Linked DNA regions of Mus musculus: regions 1 and 2 are each linked to region 3. A link is a loop called in an ENCODE intact Hi-C map of the cell type or tissue named here. Cell type or tissue: left cerebral cortex. All regions are shown on one strand.

Region 1 (8,000 bases), 110 kb before region 3:
CTCCTGCCTCAGGTATGTAGGACTACAAGGGTATGCATGTACCTGCACCTGGCTTTAGTCCTTACTGTTTACTGCTTTTTGTGAGTGGTTTTCTGGTGTCTCCTCCTCTAGCCTTGGTGTTCCTCAAGGACAAGAGACTGCCTCTTAGATGAACTCATACCAGAATCACTCCACCCTGCACTGTAAGACCCAAGTTTTGGTGTACAGGACCTCTGCACTTTCTCTCTAGGTGGAGGGAGTGTGAAGGGGAGAGTTGGGAAGAACAGGAAAGAGCAGATGAAGCTCAGAGAGTTTCTTATACTGACCCTTTTCATGCAGGCAGTAGATTCTAGAAGGGAAGCTTTCTTCTAGTCCCTTAGTAGATGGTGGATGCAGAGCATTTCAGAAGGATCTAAGAGGTTAGCATGTCTCCCCTGCATCTCAGAGGTTTGTTTAAATGATGCTCTTAAACAGGAGAGCATTTGGGAAAACCAGTGCAAAGACATAACAATAACTTAAATGTGTTTACCCCAAGTGTTCAAATCCTGACTCCCTACTGCTCCACCACCACCAGTAATGTGGCTTCAGACAAGTCCCTTGGCACAGTTTCCTCATCAGCACAATGACAAAATGTGACCTCCTCTCAGAGTGGTTGCAGGGCTGACCAGTAAGGATGTAAGTCAGGGAGGATGTAAGAGGTGAGTAGGGGTGACACTAATGCCCTCACAATGTCAAAGGAAAGGGACTCAGGAAGATGAGTCAACTCATCCCAGGCACACCTGATGCCAGTGATGACCATGAGTCAGTAGCTACAATGGCTCACTTGCCACCAGCTACCTGTCACTGAGCATTTGCTAGGTTCCAGGGGCTGTCCTTCAACCCTGGCAATATTATCTCACAGTATGGGTATGAGGTAGGTGCTGCCTTTCCCGTATTGTGTGGGAGTGGGAATTAATACTGAGTGAAGTCAAATAACTTCCCTAGAGCATCACAGAGTGGTCTGGACACAGCCCAATGATGGATCTCTGTAACACCCACCTTCTACTTCTGAAACTAGTGCTCGTTCTAGTCTTTAAATAAATGTTAAAATTTTATGTATTTTATTTTAAATTAAGTTTTAACATGAAAAGTAATGGGTTTGTCATGGCATATTTTTTTTTCTCTTTCTCTGTTACACACACACACACACACACACACAGACACATACACTTATACTTGTAAAAAAAATCTGCCCCTCAAGTGTCCCCCTATCTACCTTCTCCTCACCGTCTTGGTTTCCTTTCTTCCCAAACAGTCCTGCCTTCTGTTTTCATGATATATATCACTAGGGTTTTTTTTTTTTGTGTGTGTGTACGCTTGCCTTACTCTTTTTCTTTCCCTCTTCTTAATTCTGTTTCTATTTTTGTGTCACATACACTTGCACCTGCACATGCCCATTTAAGTCTATGTTCTGAGAAAAACACAAAAGCCCATCTTTTCCATCTGGCTCAGTTTGCTAAACATAATTGCCTTTATCCAGTTTTATCCATTCTCCCCTACAAATGTCATAATTTAGTTCTGCTTAAGACCTGAATAAAATTCTGTTGCATAAATATGCATTGTCTTATCTACTTATCCACTGATAGAGCTCTCGGCTTCTTCCATACCTTTGCTCACTGTGAACAGTGCAGTAAAACATGGTCATGCAAATATCTCTGTGGCATACTGTTTAGAATTCCTCTACCATATAATATGCAACTGGAGTTCTTTCTACAACATAAATTTTCCAGGGCAATATAAACATCATATCAGATCTTGGCTTACTGGGTAATGGCAGATCCCACAAGCTTCTGATGTGTTCAGGGTAATTATTTATCTGCAATCATGTGTCTGTAGTGGGCATTCTGCCCTGTGTCAGGGTGGGAACCCTTGTATCCCCATAGAAGTCTTATGTGTACCAGTCTGGCACTTGATCAGCAGAGCCATTAACTCCTCCTGGCAGACTCTGGAGAGACCCATTAGCAATACGCTTTGTCCTAATCAAACTATACAGAATTTAACTTCAGACACAGGAGACAAAGCCCCACCCTAGCCTGGTACACAATCACCTCAGATCTATGGAGCCAGAGAATGAGTAAATTCTGTGCCTTGTATTTCTGTCTCCAAATAAGGAGGCATGCAATGATTGTGTCACAAATATTAATTAATCACCCCATGTCATCTCCTTTGCCAATCCTCCCATGGACTGATAACCATGTGGGTCCTCAGCTTCTGTTTCCCACCTGTAACGTTGATGGAAAGGAAACGTCTATTCACCAGGTACAAGAATTACCTCTACCTCTGATACTTTTAAAAGTTAGTATAGCAACATAGAGGTATCTTTTCTTTACCACAAGCTGTGGCTGTTTTTGAGTTTCAGAACTCTGAGAGATACAAGGTGATTTCTTAGAAGACAGATAGCTTTATAATTAAGGATTTATTTCTTAAGCCACAGGCTGAGTTTGTGAGTCCCACTGAGGAGCTGGCCTGCATATGCTGTCCACGAGGTGAGAGGCCTGTGGATATGCTGCTAGACTGAATGTTTGGCCTGTAACCCTGGCCCTTCCCTCCCTGTCTTTATGGAATTACAACATCACGAGGTTGCCTGAGTCCAATAGTGAGGCAAGTGTTCACAGTGTCTCTGTTATGAAGACCTCTCTGTGAGATTCTTTTAGTTAAAGGCATTTCATCTTAGAGAACAGTGAGTAGCTGACGGAATGGATGGCAAATATCTTACTAGGAAATCATTCAGGGGGAGCCTCCCGTGCTTAGCTCCTGAGGTCTTTCTTCAAACCACATAGCATCTAAAAAGAACATTTTGTAATCACCCAACAGGGATTCAGAACACCCAAGCTTGTGGATTTTATTTTGTAAGAAGAGGAATAATGAGAGGATTAAATAACCAGTTAGTTCTTTGCTCATTTCTCATTCTATGAGCAATAGAGAATTCAAGAGAGGAGTCACTTTCTATTTATTTAGCAAGTCTCACTCTTTATTGGAGAGATATAATTATAGTACTGGTTTGTAGTGTTGGAGAGAGCAGAGACTGTCACCAGAGTCATCTAGAGAATCTTCCCAGCACACCCAGATTCATTTCCTTCCTTCCCCATCATATTCCGAAATATGACCCCAGTCTGGACCACAAGGGGAGATTCTATCGTAGCTGTTCTGAGACATGAAGTTTGAGGACAACACCCTACTTGGGGTTCTGAAATGCTTTTTCCACCCCCAATTTGTGCATCAACTGCAAAACCATTTGAACAGAAACACAGCAGAGTTGATGTGCACATGTGCGTGTGCACACATGCTCGCCTACGCACACACACACACACAAAGCTTCCTCCAGCCCAACAGGAAAAAAAAAAGAAAGAATTTTTTCTATTTACCTTTCACAGTTAGGTCCAACATAGTTTTCTTTACAAATACACCGAACAGCTCCATTTTTCCTGTAGCAGGATTCTGCAAAGCTAGAATTGTTACACATGTTAGAAGGCATCTCATTGTCACCAATCTGTGATGCTGGAGAAAGGGGCTGGCTGAACTTTGGATTAGGTCCTTTCTACCTGGTTGTCCTCCAAACAAGTGCATTATGCTTAAACTGTTACCTTTCAGGGGAGACTGGACCAGCAAGCCCAGACTGAAAACCCTACTTACTCCATGTGAGGCCATCTCCCAGGTATACCATTACACATCTCTATTTAGAGGTGGTTTATTAGTTTTGCTTGAAGCTGTGGGGATTTCTAGCATAGCAGGTTTTATATATATGTGTATGCATGTATATATTTGAGTATATATATGCACACACACATATACTCAAATATATAACTTCAATTCAAATATATATAAGTATTCAAATATATGATATATTCAAATACATAACTTCAATTCAAATGTATATAACTATTAAAATATATAGTATATGTTCAAATATGTAATAATTTCAATTCACATATAGAAAATTTCAAATATATACATATATTCAAATATGTAAATATAAATTCAAATGTGCATATTTACTTTTCAAATGCAAATTTAAAATATATGCTCAAAACCCAGAAATAGAAAATTTACTGGTAAATTTTAGACTTGTATAGAGTTTTCTCAAATTTCTGCCACTTTCTGTGTTAGAAGTTTCTGTCTAGTTTTTCTACGTTCAACCTCTGGGTTTTTTTGTTTTTTGTTTTTTGTTTTTTTTTTGTTTTTTTGTTTTTTTGAGACAGGGTTTCTCTGTGTAGCCCTGGCTGTCCTGGAACTCACTCTGTAGACCAGGCTGGCCTTGAACTCAGAAATCCTCCTGCCTCTGCCTCCCAAGTGCGGGGATTAAAGGCATGTGCCACCACTGCCCAGCTTCAACCTCTGTTTTTAAAGATCAGGAGTCAGTCCTAAATGACATCATTCATAGAGCCTTAACCTTTTTCTCTGTGTACTTGTAAGTCTCCGGACTAAGGATCAAGGGGTCAAAGTAGATCAAAGAGCCAAAAACAAGTCTTCAAGAAAGAAATAGGGTCCATAATAAAAATATTCGTATCTATAACTATTTATCTGTATCTATCTATATAATCTATCTCCCCTCAGATTCCTCCTTTCTTTTTCTTTCTCCCACTTCCTCTTTCTTCTTTTTTCTTAAGTTAGGGGACAAAATGAAGATATAAAACAGAAAAGTAATAAAAAATATCGGTCCAGCAGAATAAATAGCTACCCTAATTTACTGGGACAGAAGAAATGGAGGGTTACCCTTTCAAGTATGGAAATTTTCACAGTGAGACACAAGTTGCGTGACATGTGGGTGTGACTTTAGTGTGTGACTTTTGCATTCTGTTTGACTTCTGTACTGTGCAATCAGAGAGTGACCTAATGATGGTTGGGGAAAAGCAAATGGGTATGTCTGCTTTGTTAAAGGTGGTTATAACATCAGGATAAAAACAGTGTATGCTCCTCATTCAAAGGTGATAGTCACAATTTATTTTCTCATCAGTTTGGTGAAAACATTCCAAAGACATTGCATTCCCTTGGCATTCTACCCTTTATTTTGTCTGATCTTATTCCTTAGTTGACCTAAAGAAGTCTTGCCCTTTGTATCCAGAAAAAGAACAAATATTCGTGTATCTTTCTTTGAAGGTATTCCAGCCAGCTAGCCTAAAGCTCAAAGAGGAAGCGTCTGCCTGGGGTGTCTGGAGTCCTGCACATTTATTTGATGTCTTATGGTTTCAAACAGATCTCATTTTCTTTAAGTGGAGTGATTAGCACAGCTGCTGGTTGACAGGGAGGTTATCTGGTCAACCCTAGAATAAACAAGTAGACTCTATGCAAATGGCCTTGGGAACCACTTCAGGGCCATTGGTTGATTTCCATGGTGCAGGCTCTGAGGCAGTGTGGTACCAACCACGGATGTTCAGTTTTGTTGTCACTAGCATTAAAATTAAAATTAAAATTAAAATTAAAATTAAAATTAAAATTAAAATTAAGGAAATCTCTAGTATTGGATGTGAAAATGAAAACCTGATGCCTTCCGCAGTCCACTCTGACTTCTGTTGTGCCCTCTGCAATGGGGAAAGTGGATTTTCTCTGGGAAAACCTTAAAGTTTAAGGAAAAATCGAAATAAAAAAAATGTGTTTGCTTACATATCTCAAGCATTACCTCCTTGCTTAAAAATAACATTTACTTTTACTTTAGCTGTGTGTCTGTGTGTGCCTGTGAGCCTCTAAGGACCCCTGGGGAGGCCTGGAGAGGGTATCCATCTCTTAGAGCTGGAGTTACAGGCAGCTCTGGGTTTCTGAGTGTTGGGAACAGAATACTAGTTCTTTGCAAGAGCAGCAAGCACTCTTAAGTGCTAAGTTACTTTTCTTCCTCCTCTCTCTTTGTTTTCGGATGTGTTGTTAACTGGAAAACCCAAGTCCTAGGTCATCAACTTGAGCCATAGATCTTTCCAGTATAATTCAGATTCCAAACTAGGTGTGTGTCTGAGAAGTTGCCTGATACCTCCTTCATTTAGACAGATACTTATTTTTTTAAAAATAGAAAGTAGCAATATGAATAGTTTTTTTAAAACTGAAAATGACAGTGGGGCATTTGACTTTTTGTAATAGATCTGGTTAATGCTTAAGATAGTTCATGAACTAAATCAATACTAAAAGCAGACCTTTTGGGGGCCCAGCTGAATCTTGTCAGTTTTGTGATGAAAACCTAACCTATCCCTTCCCCTGTGAAGCCAGTTTTCCTCAAATAGAACCATTGCCACTACAAAGGAACGTGTCAATATCTCAGAGGCCTCTCAAATCCATCCTTCCCACCCCACAGAATGTTGCTTACTCCCAGATAGCATAATTTTGTGTTTGTTTTAATTTTCTGCAGATTTTATTGTATCAGGTCTTGTACCACAGAGAAGATTGTAAGTTTTTTGTATGTGAACACTCTTCCAACATGGAAATGCATTTCTGAGGGCCTTCAGCTGCTGCTTTGGATCCTAGACGTGTGGTCTCTTGATGGCTTCGGAAACTGCTTCTGAGCTGAGGGCCAAAGACTCATTACCTAGCTGTCAATTTCTGCTGCTTTTATCGAAGGGCTAACAGCCAGAAGCAGTACTTCTTGCTCAACTAAATTACTGGATAATCGGTCTCAAAAGAGAAAGGGCCATTTGCTGCAGGCATGTAAAATCTGCTGTACTTTTGACCTAGTGAAATATGGCTTTCAGCTGTTGGATAGATACACTGCTGGCAAGAAACACCAGTTTCATATTGGCCTGATTTCATGTAGACAAAGGTCCCCAGTCTGTAGGGAACCATATTTTAGAGGTTTGATACCTTAAGACACCAATGTCAGATAATTGAGATGAGGAAGACCTGCCATGTGAATGGAGCAGAAGCGCAAATCATGACGATGTAATTAAGAGCAACTGTTTAAGATTGCTTTCCCAATTCCTGTTCCTGTCTAAAGAAATTGTCTAAGGCCCGAGCTTCTACATCCTTTTCTGAGCAGATAATGGTATATGGCATCGTCATATGGGCAAATAAGTGAAGCTTGTTATTAGGAACCTAGAGGTAAATATATTTAAATGCGGTAAATCTTAAGTGTGGTGAAAGTCTCCTCAGATGTGGTTAGGATTGATGTTTGAGAACAGAATCTTGATGAGCATTTAAAGACTACACCCCAATGAGGCTGACATTCTTGAGTGAAAATAACGGAAAGTTAATGTTTGTACTCTTCACTCTCCCTCTCAGGACTGTTCATCTTACACACATTACTAATACTGTCAGACATGACAGATCACTAAGGAAAGTCTGAAAGAGTTTAATGGTTTCTGAAAGATGCCACTGTAGAGCTTCTGACTCCACTGGCTGACAGGCATGCTGTAAGATTTGAACGCAGTTGATCCCTCAAGTGACTAGGGAAGACAAGGGAGAAATCTGGTTGTCATTTTTCTTTTTCACTTATCAGTGTGTAGGGGGGCAGATCTTTGGGCGATTTTTGTTGTGTGCATATGTGTATATGTGTGTTTGCTTGTGCATTTCTCAGAGATGGTTGTGAAATGTGCTCAGCGACTGTTCTCAAATTCTCTCCAGCTTATGTCTCGAGGCAGCGTCTCTCACCGGAACCCAGAACTCAGTGATTCAGCTAATTGATGTAACCAGATTGTTCCTGTGATCTGGATGCTCGGGTTAAAGACAAGTTGTCACACCTGCCCAGCATTTATACTGGTTCTGGGAATCCAAATCCTGGTCCTCACCAATACATGGCAGTATCTATTGAGCTGTCTCTCAACACAGTACTAGGAGTCTCTAAAGTAATTCATTTAATTTACATTCTGCAATTACTATCCATTCTGTAAATATTGTGCCTATAAGTATAACAGTGCCTGGCACAGAGTATTAGAAAAGTTACTATGTTCTATGTTTGGCAAAGCCATATCTACTTTGGCTTTCTTCTGTGTTTAAGGCACCTGCCCACATGGCCCATATATGTCACCACACCCAGTCTCACAGCCCTACTGTTGGTCCTCAACCTT
Region 2 (8,000 bases), 58 kb before region 3:
ATATACTTTCTAGATATTCCTGCACAGTCAAGTTGCTTTTACAGGTAAACACCTCCGGTATAGCTGCCTTTCTACCTATTTCCAAGTTTGTGAATTGAGATGATAATTGTATAGTTCTACTAACTTATCATGGAGGTGTCAGGAAGTGTCTTAGGTAGTGTTAATTATGCCACTACTACAACATCCCTGTCTTTCTAAAGTAAGCTGTATAAAATCTTTGCTGTTGGCAAGTAGAATATCATGTCTTGCTGCTCTACCTCATTTTCTCCGTGGTACTTAACTCATAGCCACTCTTACAGAGCATCAGTCTGTTCTGCTTTGGACAGTGCTTGGTGTATTATTTTCTGTCAGATTGTTTACTATTTGAATGTGAGGGTAAAACTCTATTCTTTATTTTCTTTTAATCCCTCTTGGTACCTGTACATTTTTTCTGTACAAGGTAAGTCTCTAATGTGCTTGTTGTGTGAATGAAAATGTAGGTTCCAAAGGCCTAACCTAGCGCTGGCACTGCAGACCAGGATGGCTGCCCAGGCTAGTGGCTGGAAGACTTATAGTCTGCATAGTCTTTTTCAAGGCAAGGGCTGAGATAAGGAAAGGAAAGCAGATAGTGAAAGAGATAGAGACTTTCCGTAAACATTCTGCAACCCTTCAATGGCAGGGAGCCTAACAAAGTGTTCGGGCATGGGACCACACGTCAACGCTGAGAAGAATAGAGGGAAAGTCCCTCAGAGTTAGCCTTCTATAGTGCTTCTTTAAGCAAGTCAGTTCGTCCAGAGTGGGATGGCCATGGGCTTATGAAGCAATGACAGTTTTGGAGGGAAGTTAGCCTGGTAATATTAACAGTAAACCCCACTCAGGTTAGGCCATGAAGTCTTTTGTTCTCCTCTCAGGGAAGTTCCTCACCTTTATGATCGATTTCTCTTATTCTCATTTATCAAAACCAGTAATAAGGATTAAGCCCAGCTCTACCCACTCCTGCTTGGCTCTCCCAGCACTCCTCCTTTGCCCCACATTTCTCAATGCCTTTCACTGGCCTCCATCTAGCTTCCACCACTAGCCCAGTGTTCTCAACCTTGGTGGACTCCTGCCCAATGTCTCAGTAAACAAAAATCTCTTTCCCCAAGGATACTCTGATACTGATTCCCTGGTGTCACTCTCTCTCCATTCCTTCTTTCCCTCTGGTTCCCTGTACTTCTGTGTTAGTCACGAAAACTTTAGCTGGATTCTGATCATTTCAACAAAATCCATACATGAAGATTGCCCTGCCTGTGTTTCATTATTTTTAGAAATTGCATCAGTCCTATAGTGAAGCAGAGAAAGTTCTGAGCCAACATATTACCCAAAACATACACATACTCACACATACACACACTCACACACACTCTCATAACACATACACACGTTTGCACACACACACACACACACACACACACACACACACACACACACACACACCTTAAACTTAGTTATTACTTGCTACAGTATACTTGACAAAGTGAGTAGCCTCTCTTTCTTTAAAGTCTTGTCAGGATACTGAAGGTTCCTTCTGAAACTCCTAGTCTCCCTCTTGCCTGCCCTTGCCTACTAAAAATCGCTGCTGTCACCATGTGCTCAGCAGGAGTGGACTCAGTAAATTGCTTGTCAAGAAGCAGGAGGTAGGAAAATCTTCAAGTAAGATGTAGAGTTCTCTTTGGGCGTGTCTCTTTCACATTCTTTCCATCCTATGGGAAAGTCTTTCCAAAGGTGGGCCCTTCCTTCCTGGCCTGCCAGCCTTGTCTGTCCTTTCATTGTGTTAAATTTTCATTCACATTTGCTCCCAGCTCACACTGAGCACTACTGTGGGTCAGAGACCCTGCCTCCTTAGGACAAGCATCCAGTGACAGGGGAACTGGGGGAAAAGCATTAGGGGATTTCTGCCAAGCTCCTCCCACTGACCCGTGCTTGCCTTTTTTTTTTTTTTCTTCCTTCTTTTGGAGAGTTGGTTGAAGAGTGACCATTCATATAAATCCAACTCAAATAAAGTGGAAATATTTTTAGCGTACCCTCCCACCCACATTTTGAACCCCTCCTATGAATAATGTGACCGTATTCTGGTTTATGTAAATACGGTTTCCTGACCCAACCCAGTAAAGTAGTTGTGCCATGTTATTAAGTCTCTGGAATCTATTTGATTTAAGATCTGCTTACTGGCTATAAAGAGCATGGGAAACCTGCTGGCAGGGCACTGGGATCATCCTGGGACCACAGGCAAGCTGGGCGTTATGTGAAACCACCCTTGGGAAGCGTAAATGTGGCGTTCCACCCTGGCTACTGGGATCCTCCCTGGGATGACCGGTATCTTCTCTCTCTTCCCTAAATTCCTCAACTAGTACACATGGTAAACGATGACGGTACTGCACAGTTAACCTACTATGGGACAGTCTTTCTGACTGGAAGAATACAGACAAACATAGATCCAATATTAACAAACATTAAGTAAGATAGAAGCATAAAAGTCTCTGAGAAATAGCACCAAATATGGATTAAAAAAAATAATGTAACCCATTTATGGTAATAACTCAGCATGTTCAATCACTTCTACCTATGTCAGACACTGTAATACGTTTGCCACGGCAACAACATAAAGTTTAAAATAGCTGTCAATAATTTCCCTAAGCCTTGAGCGTTTAGTTTTGTTTCTTTCATCAGCAAGTTGGGTAAAGTCAAGATGCTTGCGCTTTAAGCATGTTTAGCAAGTCTGCCCTCTAAAATGCTTTGCTAACGTTGCCCTGGACATATGCTTGTATGAGAAATTGCTCATAGTCTCAATATTAACTTTAAGGTCCTCTAACATTCAAATAATTATTATGAGTTGCAAATACAGAAAAAAAATCACTATGCATGATATGATCATCTCTTTAGATTTAACATATTCAAACACAGGATGCCTAGATAAGTTGAATTAAGATGAATATTGAAAAAAATCTAGCATACAGTTGGGACACGATAAAAAATTATTTATTGTTTATCTGCAATTCAAGTTTAATTGAATTATACTCAATATCAATTCTGTCCTTATGGCAAGCATTTCATTCAGGGACTTTCCCTGCTGGAAGCAACAGGTGTGGAGATAATGTTGCCTGGGTGTGTTCCAAGCATGCAGAGAGGCAATTCCTCTCCATTGATGGATGGAGTTTGGCTGCTCTGACCTGTCCCCAGTGACTGGGTGTGATCAGAAGCCCCTTTCAAAAAAGAGCCTTAGGTAGACCCTATGCACTGAAACGAGAGACTGGTACACTCTGGTTCTACCCACCTGCCTCCCTTTTGAGGAAGCACCACTAGGACTTTTACTTAAGGATCATCTTGCATTTTATTTTTAATCAACAATAACAGCTGTAGTTATATTACCAGAAGGTAGAATTAGGAGCAACAGTTGAGACTTCAGTGACTTTTAGCAACTTGCATCACTACTTTAGCTGTATGATTGCTATAGACATGGATATATTAGTGTGGGCATGTGTGTGTGCTGTGTGTGTATATGCTGTGTGTATATGTTATGAGTGTGTGGTGTGTGTATGTGTGTGCTGTGTAGTATATGGAGTGGTGTATATGTGTGTGGTGTGAGTGTGGTATGCGTGTGTGGTGTGTATGTATATTTGTGTGTTATATGTTTGCTGTGTGTATGTGTGTTGTATGGTATGTGGTGTGCATGTGTGTGCTGTGTGGTATGTGGAGTGGTGTGTATGTGTGTATGTTGTGTGAGTGTGGTGTGTGTGTGTGTGGTATGTATATTTGTGTGTGTTATATGTTTGCTGTGTGTATGTGTGTTGTATGGTATGTGGTGTGTGTGTTGTACATGTGTGGTGTTAGGTCAGTTGATCTTTCCTTTCCCATGAACTTAGGTGACTTCATTTTCCTCCTCCTTCGCATCCCCCACAGCCTGGACATGCTACTGTAATCCAGGCGCAGAGGCTCTTAAATCACTTACTGTGGACCCATCCTTCTCCTCCAATGTCTACAGTTCAGCCATTTCTCAACTGAAAAGTCTCTTGATATATAAAAACAGTAGCTCACTGAATAAACCTTAGACCAGTAGTATATCCTGATCAGCTTTACTTTGGGAGTGGAGCTTGACTTAATCTTGCTTCTGGATTAGAATGGTCTGCTTTTGTTTAAGGTATCTGCCCTGAAATTTTCTAACAGCTTCCTTCACAGACAACCCCCACCCCCAGCACCCCAGCCTTGCAGAAGACCTTTTGTTTAGTTTGAGACAGGATAGGTCTTTTTAGTGATATTGCTCTCATTGTTCAAACAGCAAAGAGGAGCAGGGAGACAGAGAGGGGGCACTTACAGTAAGTGCCAAGGTTTGACAAAATGGCTATTGGAACACACCAAAAGACCACCACTGCATACTGCATACATTTCTCATGTAGTCTAACAGACCCACGCAGACATGAAGGGTACTCTCACTGGAAGCCTCAACTTTCAACTGACGTCCAAGTCAAACTTTCAAAACAGAGCCCTTTATTTCAACTGAGGAGACCTAGCCCAGATGAAAGCCTAGGTTATCAAACAGATGGGGAGAGAGAAAGAGGATTGTGGCCCAGCCCATAGACACGGTAGACACAGGTGTGGAGCGGGTTGGCAAAGGCAGGGGGTACTGTACCTCAGCAGCAGGCGGCAGGCGTCCCAGTGTCACGCCTGAGTCGCTAGTCTCCGATGGGTCTTGCCTGCCGACCACTGCGCTCCCCTCGATGTCAAAAGGAAACGCATTGCCGTCCCCTGACGCTGCGTTGGAGCAGACAGCACACCAGAGGAGCCACAGGGCCAGGACTGAGCACCAAGCTGTGCTCCAACCCATCTCTCTGCAGATATTCAACAGGGCCCTTCCTGGAGTGAAGGACCTGGAGGTCTTGGTGGGTACCCCCTAAGAGATGCAGTGATGCCTGGTGTTTTGTCTTCTCTGGACCTGCGGTATTTAGATCCAGGAGCCCAAGTTGCAACTTTGTTGTATTAAAGAAGAGGGAGTGAGAGTCAGCGTGGTCTCTTCTCTCTCTCCTGCTTGTCTTTCGCTTCCATCCACCTCTCTCACTTTGTCTCCGGTCTCCCGCCGCTCCTGAGACTTGGGTTCTGGGACTTACAGATGGATGGAGCTAGCGCCCTGTGAACATCAAAAGGCAGGGGAGCAGACTGGCATGAGCGAGGCGAGCGCTCCTGGCCACCTCCTCTCCCTGGCGGCTGGGACTGAGGTCGGCGCGGCTCTGGCTTCCTTCCCACACTCATTCTCACCACTCCCTTTCCACCTTCCCCTTCCAGGCCCTCCCACTTCAAGTTGGCTTTCAGACCCCGAGGTCAGGCCTTTCCTAGACGCCGCCTCCCCCTCCCCCTCCCCCTCGCAGTTTGGAGTCTCTCCAAGGACTCGAAATGAATATTCAGCGTTCCTGATTGCTTCCCCACATCCCTTATTTACGCAGCCAAGGCGCCGGATGTCTGATCTATATTTATATAGATTTGTATGTGGCCCCCACTAGTGTACAGGAAAGTGGGTGGAAAAAGGATTCCAGGGGCGGGAGGGAACCTGAGGTAGATGACCTCAGGAGCCAGAGGCATGGTGTCCATTTCTGGATGCGTTCTCCTCTCCTTTTCTAGGGATAGCCTGTGGCTCTTCACTGGCCACTCCTCTTCCTCTGTGGAGTCCTCACCCAGAGGGCTGGAGAGAATATCTTTCACTACAGTACTAGAAAATGACTTCATTATTGAAATGCATGAACTTTTATTTACAAAGAACATCTTGTTTTCCCTAAAGAGGTGCTTTGTGAAGGACCCAGAACAAGGCATGCAGTGTATGAGCCTGTCGAATATGCGACCCACAGCTCATAGTAGCCCGACCTCTTCCTCTTGGCCTGCAATCTCATGCCTACAACATTTGTCTGAATCATGCAACCTTTCCAAGGCTTCCATAGAACTCAGGCTGCAGTTACGCTGGGCTGCCCTTGAGCTGACTAGTATCCACTGCCAGTGATAGGTGCCTTTATTTCCATGGGCTTCAGGTCAGAGCTTTAGGTATCTCTGGAGGGAAGGCCCCAAAGTGCTTAAAAATGATCAGATGAGCAAGATAGCCATATAATGACACTCAGGCCAGTTTTAAGGTATTGGGAATTATAATTACACAGTAAGGCAACTCTGTGAACATTATCATGAGCCCCATTTCACCGAATGGGCTGTTGGCTCTAAAGCTATACACATAAGCAACTGTTTATTCTCTACCATGTGCCAGCCACTTTCCACACATTTGTAAACACCACAGCATTCTCGCATAGTAGGGCTTTTATTTCCTTGCTGTGGAAGAAGAATGAGCGATTCCCCAGGGCCACCCAGCTGATAGAAAGCTGAATTGAAGCTTAAATATGAGCCTTCTTGGCCTGAAGCTCTGATTCAAGTTTGTAACACCAAAACTGATAAGATAAAGCCTGAGCTGGGACATAGAGATAGTGGGGGTGGGGGTGGGGGGTAGGTGGTCTCTTTCACTTTTGGAGTGCTTTCTATGCACCAACAGTTTGCATGAGTTATTTTATTTAATTTCATGCCGATAGCTAAGTGGTCATTGTCACATGCATTTGGCAATGGTGGAGTAGTCTGGTATTATAGTAATGATGCCAAGACACTGGACCTGTGTGCTGGGTGTGGATTATCCCAACACCCCTTCCACGTCCCCTGTTAGACCACTTAACTCCTTTCTACACCTGCCAATATGTGCAACAGACTTGAGCCGCTCATGTCCTTAATTAATCTGTTGTCAATAAAGCTCTTTTGGCAAAACAAACAATAACAAAATAAACAAAACAAGCAATAATGAAATAAATGCCTCCAGTGCTGTATTGGCTTCTATGGGTGCTGGAAATGAGTGTGTGCCTGGTCAGAGTAAGATTCTTGATTTTAAATAATAAAATGAGGTGACATGAAAGAGCTAGTGTCAGAGGAAGTAGAAAGGGTTCTCACAGATTGTTTAAAGACTAACAATAATATGACAAGGAACCGTTGAACTAAGTTGTCATATTTTCCCCCATAGAAATTGGCTAGCATGCGAATTAAGGGAAAGACATGAAGTGTGCATTTGACTTGGATGATTCTTTAAGTGATTTCTACTGAGGGAGAAGGTGGCCAGATTCTGAGGAGGAATAGCAGCGCTCAGCATCCTGTTACACTCTCTAACTTTATAACTTTAAATAATTATATTATCATTATTTATCATATGCATGCATGTGCACACACACACACACACACACACACACACACACACACACACACACACACACAGAGCCTGGCTTCAGATACTGAGTGCTTTAGCAAACCAGACTGTTCACATTTGCTTTTGAAAGAACTCAACTTACTCTTCCTTAGTTATCAGCTGTTTCTACAATTGTTCTTTAACCAGGGATGTTCTCTTTCTGCCCTGCCATTAGTATTCATGTTCTACAGTGCTTAGCACTGGGAATTGGGTGTATTTATCTGGTTCCTATAAACTTTTTTTTATATTAAGTATATGCTCTGTTTTTCCCCCTCTTATCTATTATTGTTTTTTTTGCCAAATGATAAGATATATAGATACAAATACACACACATACATATACACATATGTGCATATATACACACATATACTCACAGGTTTTTGTGTGAAACTTAACAGAGTTCATCTTGGGCCTGTTTATAAGTAGTTCTAAGAGTTTGACACAAAACTCAGTCTTTCATAAAAGTCAGTTTTACCCCCTGTAAAATGGGAATACTCATGCCCCTTTCACTGAGTTAATAGGAGTAACAAATAATGTAAATAAAACAATACGCACTGACATATATAAAGTACGTGCTTAGTAAAGACAACTTAATTATGCAATGTTTTGAAGTTGTATGAATAGAACGGCACTTCCTACAGAGGGAAAACAGCCGTGTTTATATATCCTGTGGCTTGGGAGACCTCCTGCTTGCTATGATCAGCCATTTCCCTTTCTGGCTACTCCCAGCCT
Region 3 (8,000 bases):
ACTACTCACGGACAGGGTCAGAAACAAAAGCCATGATGCTAATAGAGTTTAATAGGTAAGAGCTATTCCCTGTGGCCCTTGTAGAAGCCCTTTAAGTTGCAGTTGGCATTTCCTGTTTGCTTAAGGAAAACCTAACTCTTTCACAGCCACTGACCCATATTTATTGTTATCACTTTATCAGAGACACAAAAGTAATACAGTTAAAATGCCTGATTTCATTTTATCCTTTTCCTTTCTGTTCTAGACATACTTAATTTCCTACTTTTTTTTTTTTTAAACAAACCACCCGCCATTTTGTTGTCATCTTTCAACACACACTTTCATATGGTATAGGGAAACACCACCCTTTTCCTACTTCTCTTTGACAGGTTCTCTCCTTTGGATCTTGTGTGCCTTGTGGTACCTTCATGTTGTAAATATGTATATACTTATATATATGTACATGTATAAATATATATGTTTGTAATATATACATATACATATTCATATACATATACACATACATACACAACTACATTGGCGTGGACCTCTCAATGTCTCTTTTTTTAGGATACTATCTTCAGCTTTCTGAACTCCTATCCTTACTCCTTCCCATGTGTTATACTTCTGGGTTCTTTCATCATTGTGACTTAGCACTAAGGCTTTGTGGTTCCTTGAAATAACCACAGTAGCCCTCTCCAGCACTTGGGCACATATGAAGTCCTAAACCAGTTGTTGTTGGATGGATGAATAAGTGGCTGGCAGAAGACTGAACAAATACTTAAACTGTTTTCCAACTGTGGGGCCAGAATGGCTTTCAAATGTTGTGCGTGCTGCAGCTTCATTCGGAGGACTTTCAAGTTGGAATCAGGGATTCTATATGGAACACAATAGGATGCTAGACAAGCTGCATATAATTCATCACTATGGATGGGAAAATGTGGGGGAGAAACTGGAGGCACAGGAGGGATAATTCACCCATCCAAGGGACATTTAAATTATTTCTGATTTTTGCCTATTAGGATTAAAGCCATTATGAATATTTTATTTATATACACTTTTTTTTTTGTCAATTTGAGTTCTTATTTTGAGGGAACAGATGCCCAAAAGTTCCCTGGATAAATAGAATGTGAGACTTGGGAGAGATTATTGATGAGCTGGGTTTTGTTACCTGTAATATTGGTTATGGGAACCCAGCAAAGGATTTTCAGAAACTTTTATTTCTATTTCTGGTTTCTGTGTAGAAATCAGACTCAGATATAACTCCCTATTTTACAGATGGTTAGAAAAAATACTAGTGGTCACATTCCAAGCTGGGGAGAATGTAGGTAGAGAACCTAGCTTACATCACTGGTGAGAATATGTGGTGTTTTTCTTGCTAAACTATTCATGATACTATTGCAGGACACTGCACTGCTGGGCATTAGTCCCAGAGGAATAAAAATTTAGATTGACAAAAATCTATACGACTATTCATAACACTAGCCTTAATTCTAAGTCAAAAATTGAGGACAACTTGAACGTCCTTTTAGTGGGTGAATGTTTCATATCATGAAATGGTATAACCACTGAGCCAGTTTTTGTCACAAACAACAATCTAGATGGATCTCAAAAGCACTAATAGCAGTCTCAAAAAGTAACATACTATAGTTCTATTTTTATAACTGTAAAAAAGCCTATGGAAAGGAGACTAGATTAGTGAGCACCAAGATGAGGAGGGGAGTGACGATGAAAGGGTTGTCTAGGGGGTTTTGACACCTAGAACTTAAGCCACAGGACCAGTGAGAAGAATAACATGTGTCATAATTCTCATGCTTTAAGCTGTAGTATACAATCTTACATCAAAAGACAAGATATATTTCTAAGCTTATCCTGAAGTTAGGATAAGATACCTTAGTCTATCAAATGATAGTCTTGATTAAAAAAAAAATCACCAAACATCAATTTGTTGGGAGGAGAGCAATTTCCCTAATGTTTTCTTCTGGATTTGACATTCCTAGGCAGCAATTACAAGCTAAACATCATTTCAGTAAGTGAGAAATTCTTGTTTTCATTCGCTGATTGGCTTTATTACACACTAAGGTTAATTGGGAAGCTTCGTGGGCCTAGCTGGGTAATGATGAACAGCTGCAATAGACTGAGCTCATTGCCCCACACCACATCATCTTGACAGAACAGCACCCAAACAAAACCCCTGACAATGTGGGTGTCGTCCTTAAGCAGTAATGCAAACTTTGGTGTGATTGTATCTGAGATGGCATCACAGAAAGTCTGAGAGGAACTCAAAGCTTGAGCAGAAATGTTCAGATCAGGAGGGTGATCGGTCATCCACCAGAGTGACAGGGCATGGTTACCAGTGTTCATGGGGATTGTAGTTACCTAGGGAGTTCATTTCACACAAATAGGTAGTACCACCCACAGAAAAATGTACTTGCCTCACCAAACAATCTTAGTGGCAGAGTTCTGTTTAACATGAAGATGACAGTATTGACTGAGATAGCTATGCAGAAAAGAAAAGGAGATGCCTCTGTCTACTTTCAAGATCTTGAGAAGTGTTTTGCTTGTCTTATGATGTCTTCAATAGCAATACTGAAGCCATCTGGCCACTGTCAATGGCCCAAACTCTGTGTGTTTCTTGTTGATATCAAACCAATCGATTTTCTCCATAAAACTAAAATAGACCTAGTGTGCATACATTATAAATTGTACAGAATAAAGCTTATCCAAGGTCACAGAGTCAGTAGGGTTGAAGTCTAGTCTCTTCTGATCCCAAACTCTCTGTTGTGTTGGTGAGTAGATTAAGGGGCATGGCATGATCTTTAGGAACTCACTGCTTTGTAAAGCACATATTAGGGCAGCAGATATTTTCCCTATTCATTTACTAATTGGTGTTATCACTGGGTAAATTACTAGTATCCTCCTGATTACCTCCATACAGAGTTGGGATGGCTTGACTTTTCCTGGGTAGTATCTATGTATACCTCCCCCAACTGACACCTCCCACACACCACCACCCTACCCTCATGCTGTGGGCAGTCTGCCTCATCCCTAACTCCTGGCTTCTTCAACAAGCTTTGGAACTGTTGCAGTTTTCATTTGTGGCTTGGTGGGGCTAGGTAAGCAGTCATGAGTCTCCCTGGCTGTTTCTCAAATAGTCCTCGTCTCTCCTCTTCTATTATACAACAGCAAGACAGTGCAGTTAAACGCTGTAGAGGGCAGCTTTGGAGCCAGAGTAAACCAGCATCAAGTCATTTAATTTCCCCGAGCCTCAGAGAGTTAAATGGCATGATTCACATAAAGCCAAATGCTTGACACAGTGGATATACTCAATAAATAATTTTCAACCGCAATCCAGTTTTACTCATTTCTAATCTATCATAGATGCCCTTTCTATAATCTGGAGTTTCTTTTTACCCCACTGCTGTCTTGAATTTCCTTAGCCTCTCTATATTGTTCAGCACCAAAAAAAGCATTTTTCTAAACTTATATTGCTCTATATTCTAGTTGCCAAATGCTGTAAAAAGCCCTGCTGTTTTAACTTTTCTCTTGCGTATGCTATTTAGCACCTGTGTAAACCTATGCAGCTGTGCTCAGCTATGTATAAATGTTTGCTTCTGCCATATTTATTATGTGGCTCTGTGTCCAGCCAATCACTCTATTAAATCATAAGCTTCCCAGGGCTAAAGATCATACTTTCTACTTTTGCAACAAGTCCCTATTTCCTTCTGAGAACAGATTTCCAGAAGGCTGAGATGTAAACACACAGTGTTACTTTAATAAGATGTCAGGGACATGTTCTCAAACATTGTGTTCTTCTTCAGGGCATTATTCAAAAAAAAAAAAAAAACCAACCAATTTTAGTGATAACAAGCATCTTATAGAAATATTCAAATTGGGGGCATTCAGTTGGTGACTTTTCATATTAAAATATTAGAACAGGTCTATTATTTCTCCTTAGAGAAGTAAACTTACCTCCAGAGAGATAAGTGTTATGATTCTCCCATTTTGCATTCAGGGAAGTTAGGAAAGATTTGAGAAGGACCCACCCAGAAAGGTTTGCAGCTGGCTCAACACTACCCTGTATTAGCTCTGGTGTCTTCCACTAAATGAAGGGGTTTTCCAGATGAGCTATAAAGATATTCTGATACCGCTCTTCCTGCTCTCTCTCACACACACAACATTCCCTCCTGCTTATCTTCAAAGAAAAGGAAGTTCTATTACTATCTAGAATTTGCTTAGTGGAGATAAATAAAGTGAACTGCAAGGGTCTTGGATGGTTTGTAAGAAGCGGGAGTTGGGGCAAGGGGTGGGGGGAGTGAGGGAGAGAATGAAGAAAATATCTCCTTGGTGTTTGCCTTCATTGCTCCTGTTCTCCAAAGAGCCGACAAAGCATTCCCTCTCTGATAGTGAAGTCTCCAGCTGGTGTTTCCATTTCAGAGGGTTGCATTGCGGTTCTAGAGCATGGACAGCACTTTGTTTTTGCTTTCTTGTAGCTTTCCGCTTTCTCTCCTCGGCGGCTGTATTCTTTTAGATTGAGTCACAGGCAAGCATCTTCCAGGCTTGGTGAGTGGGCCCTCGCAGCCCTGCTGAGAAGGCCGGCTCTCAGCAAGCTGCAGGCAGCTGGTGGGGCTCTGCTCTTTGGCAGCCTCTCAAGTCTGCCTGCTCCTTCTGGAGCACACAGTCTCTGGTTGCACGTAAAACATGCTCTCACAATTAAAAGCTTCAACTTGGTCCTTCCAACTGTGAGACTCTGGGAGTCTCTCAGCGCTGAGTTGAAGAGGATCCAAGACCTTCCCAACAGAGTCAGGATTACGCTGCAGTTAATCTTGTAGAGCATTCTTACATTTGTTCTGCTTTACCACAGGGGTACTGAGATCTTTCAAGTCACAGGAACAGCTCTGTGCTGTAATGTGCTGGGGGAGCTGGGAGGGCCCTGGGGATAACTCAGTTTGGGACTTCTTAAATATCCGAGTTCTAGAAAGGAAGGGCTGTGTTGCAGACTCAGTTTGTAATTCTGTGTTCTTAAAAATGGCCTCCCTGCAGGACTAGGTACATCTCTCCCCCTGAGGCAGCACAAGGCAGCCTAGTTAAGGGAACGGGTTCCATAGGCAGACAACAAATTCACAGACAACCCCTGCTCCAGTTGTTTGGGGACCTGCATCAAGACCAAGCTGTACATCTTTACACATGTTTGGCTGACCTAGGTCAAGCCTGTGCTTGCTCTTTGGTTGGTGGTTCAGTGTCTGAGAGCCCCCAGGTGTCCAGGTTAGTTGACTCTGTTGGTCTTTCTGTGAGGCTCCTGTCCTCTTCCTTCCCTCAATTCTTCCTTTAATTCTTCCACAAGACTCAATCCATCCACCTACTCTTCCATAAGACATCCAAGTTCCATCTAATGTTTGGCTGTAACCCTCTGCATCTCTTCCCATTGGCTGCTGGGTGGAGCCTCTCAGGGGACCGTTACACTAGGCTCCTGTCTGTAAGCATAAGTGAATATCATAAATAGTGTCAGGGTGCGTGGCTTCCCCTTCTCAGAGGAGAAGTGGTGGGGGTGGGGATGGGGGTGGGGGGTGGGAGGACCTGTGTGAGTGGAAAGAGAAGTGGTACTGACATTGGTATGTAAAATGAATAAATGATTTAAAAATGACCTCCCAAATTGCCTTCAGGATGCTTAAAACCTTGTTCTGTCCTTGGCCAAGAGACTTTCTGAGCAGTAGCTCCATCTATGGTATAGATTCTATATCATGTTTGACTGGCACATTTCTATTTATAAGAAACTAAAACCTCTTGATGTTAAATTTTTGAAAGAGTGTACGTAATGAAAGCTTTTATTTGAATCTGTATACAGGAAGCAGTTTTTCTTGAAGTCATTAGTATTCAGTGCTAACAGCTCAGCAGTAAGATCTGCTATTAGGGTGTTTTAAGTTGGGCATTTAAGGTTAAATAACTCACTCTGGGCTGTGGGTATTAAGAGACAAGGGCTGGATTTGAACCCAGACAGCCAGATTCTCTCTCTTCTGCCTTTAGCTATTCTGCAATGCTGCTGTGAAATAACGGCTTCTGTTTTACCTTATCTCTTGGGATGCATTTATTCTTTTTATTCAGTATTACTAAAGTTCTTTTTTTTTTTCTTTTTTGCAGAAATTTCATCTCTCTGTTGCCCAGCAACGACAGTAGATCTGTGTGTGTTTAATGTAGGAGATTGGATTGGAAGCAACTGTAAAGTGTTTTGAACACAATCAAGAGAGGGAAAAGATTTGCCACTTGATAACTGAGCTGGGACATTTCTTACTCCTTGCCATGAAGGATCCTCTACTGAATAATACACTTATATCACAGTGGGTCCTCAGTAAAGAATAATAGAGCAAGGTATGGTAAATATTGAGTCAAATGTTCAGCTATAGTCAGCTAGCTAGTGTTCTTAATTATTTAAAAAGCATTTCCTTTTGTGTTGCTTATAGATGGCTTGGTGGTATGTTTTGTCTACATCTAAAAAAAAAAAAATCCTAGGCTGTATTTCAGAAGAGAATAGCAAAGTTCTGTGACTCATATGATTATTTTTACAAACGATTGAATAAATAAACAGTCCCCATTTCAGCCTAGATTTGTTTATGCTTTCAATACATTGGTTCTATAAAAATGAATAAGTCAAAGCTGTTTTCTTCAGATGCGTCTAAACCTTTGTTTCCATGTGAGGAATGAAATGTAGATTGTTCTTTTGATGCTGACAGTGGCGTTTCAGCCACAGGCAGCCATCAATGTATGTCTGCAGTGTCAGGAAACACACTGTGTTATTGTTCTCAGAGCAGTTGACCATCAGTATATGTCTGCAATGTCAGGAAACACATTGCCTTATTGTTCTCAGACCAATTGAGCACTGTCAATTGACCGACTTCCAACACCAAAGCATGGGTAAAAAGCACAAAACTGGATTGCTGTGGTTTAAGTGACCCCACCTTTGACTGTGTGTGACAGTTGCTATCCTAAACATCAGAGTTTATAAAAGCAAACTTCTGTATCATTTTCTACTTTCTGTTGGTCCTTGAGTGAACACTGTGTGGGGCTCATTAATTTCTCAGCTCTACCTTCACCTGGCTCACACAAAGAATTTCTGCACACTTTGAGTAATAGTATTTCTTCTGCTTTGGACTACAAAGTAATTTACAAAGCAAGAGTATATTTTATAAGAAACTAAAACCTAGGTATGTTAAATTTTTGAAAGAGTGTACACAAATAAAAGCTTTTATTTGAGTCTCTGTACAGGAAGCAGTTTTTCTTGGCATCACTAGTATTCAGTATAGCTAAAGGGAAACTTCATTGTAACCCTCCAACCTGTTGGCTTGCCAGGATTTCTGATTCAACAAGGAAGGAAGGATAAAAAGAAAAACAGAAGAAGAAGAAAAAGTACCTCCGTTCTATTGGAATATCTCCTTAGGACACCATTTATGTGTCTGGGGTATCCTGATTCCCACTGTCTTCGAAGCAGAGGTGCCCTATGTCCCTAAGTGTCCCTTGTAGTGGTAATCTTAGCTAACTACTCTGTGCTCCCAGTGGGTCGTGTACTCAGTCACTCACCAGAGCCCTCTGAATACATGAATGAAAGACACACACACACACACAACACACACACACACACACACTCACCAGTTCATTTTTAAAGACTAGTCCAAAGGCTTGGCTAGCAAACACTCCCCTCCAGTATTTCTGAATTAACATCTTATAAAATCTATATTTCATCTCTGCTACCCTAAACATAATTGGGGAAGTGGCCTGTGTGGCCACTTTCCCTGATTCTCATGTGCCCACCATTATGGCAATCTCTACCTTCTTTCCTCTCTCCCCCTGTGCCTAGCCTGGGCAAATAAATGCCCAGGTCCGGCCTCAGTCTACCTACAAAGCCATTGGTTGTGTGGCAATTCTTTATTGCCAATCAAGTCCAGCTTGGGGAGGAGACCCTCAGCATCTGGGAACCCTCAGCATCTGGCCTTTGGGAGCCTAATTGAATTGAGACAGCTTTAGAACCG

The links. A loop is a pair of places that touch in the nucleus more often than their neighbours do. Peaks named below come from ENCODE experiments on the same cell type or tissue, not always from the same donor. Only the 100,000 strongest peaks of a DNase experiment are listed, where the experiment ranks them.
Region 1: it touches region 3 in a loop (5-fold over the local background); 2 of 42 quality-filtered maps call a loop at or near these places.
Region 2: a loop joins it to region 3, with 5 times the contacts of the local background. A loop is called at or near these places in 4 of 42 quality-filtered maps.

Annotation. Positions count from the first base shown.
Region 1 is chr10:39,012,785-39,020,784 of GRCm38, reverse strand. Lama4 (laminin, alpha 4) reads right to left here. Exons shown (of 38, transcript NM_010681.4): 4 at 3,384-3,464. Among named protein-coding and RNA genes, the nearest start is that of Lama4, 51 kb to the right of the region's middle. In left cerebral cortex, no CTCF peak of the experiment used is centred here; DNase peaks (open chromatin) are centred at 1,473, 1,839, 2,776 and 3,209; H3K27ac peaks cover 1,008 bases.
Region 2 is chr10:38,962,795-38,970,794 of GRCm38, reverse strand. Lama4 (laminin, alpha 4) reads right to left here and starts at 5,280. Exons shown (of 38, transcript NM_010681.4): 1 at 4,646-5,280. The coding sequence starts at 4,840. In left cerebral cortex, a CTCF peak has its summit at 4,629; DNase peaks (open chromatin) are centred at 4,813, 5,195, 5,521, 5,637 and 1 more place; H3K4me3 peaks cover 2,745 bases; H3K27ac peaks cover 1,754 bases.
Region 3 is chr10:38,905,076-38,913,075 of GRCm38, reverse strand. No RefSeq gene overlaps it. Among named protein-coding and RNA genes, the nearest start is that of Lama4, 56 kb to the left of the region's middle. In left cerebral cortex, no CTCF peak of the experiment used is centred here; DNase peaks (open chromatin) are centred at 3,035, 3,546, 4,561 and 6,184; H3K27ac peaks cover 2,868 bases.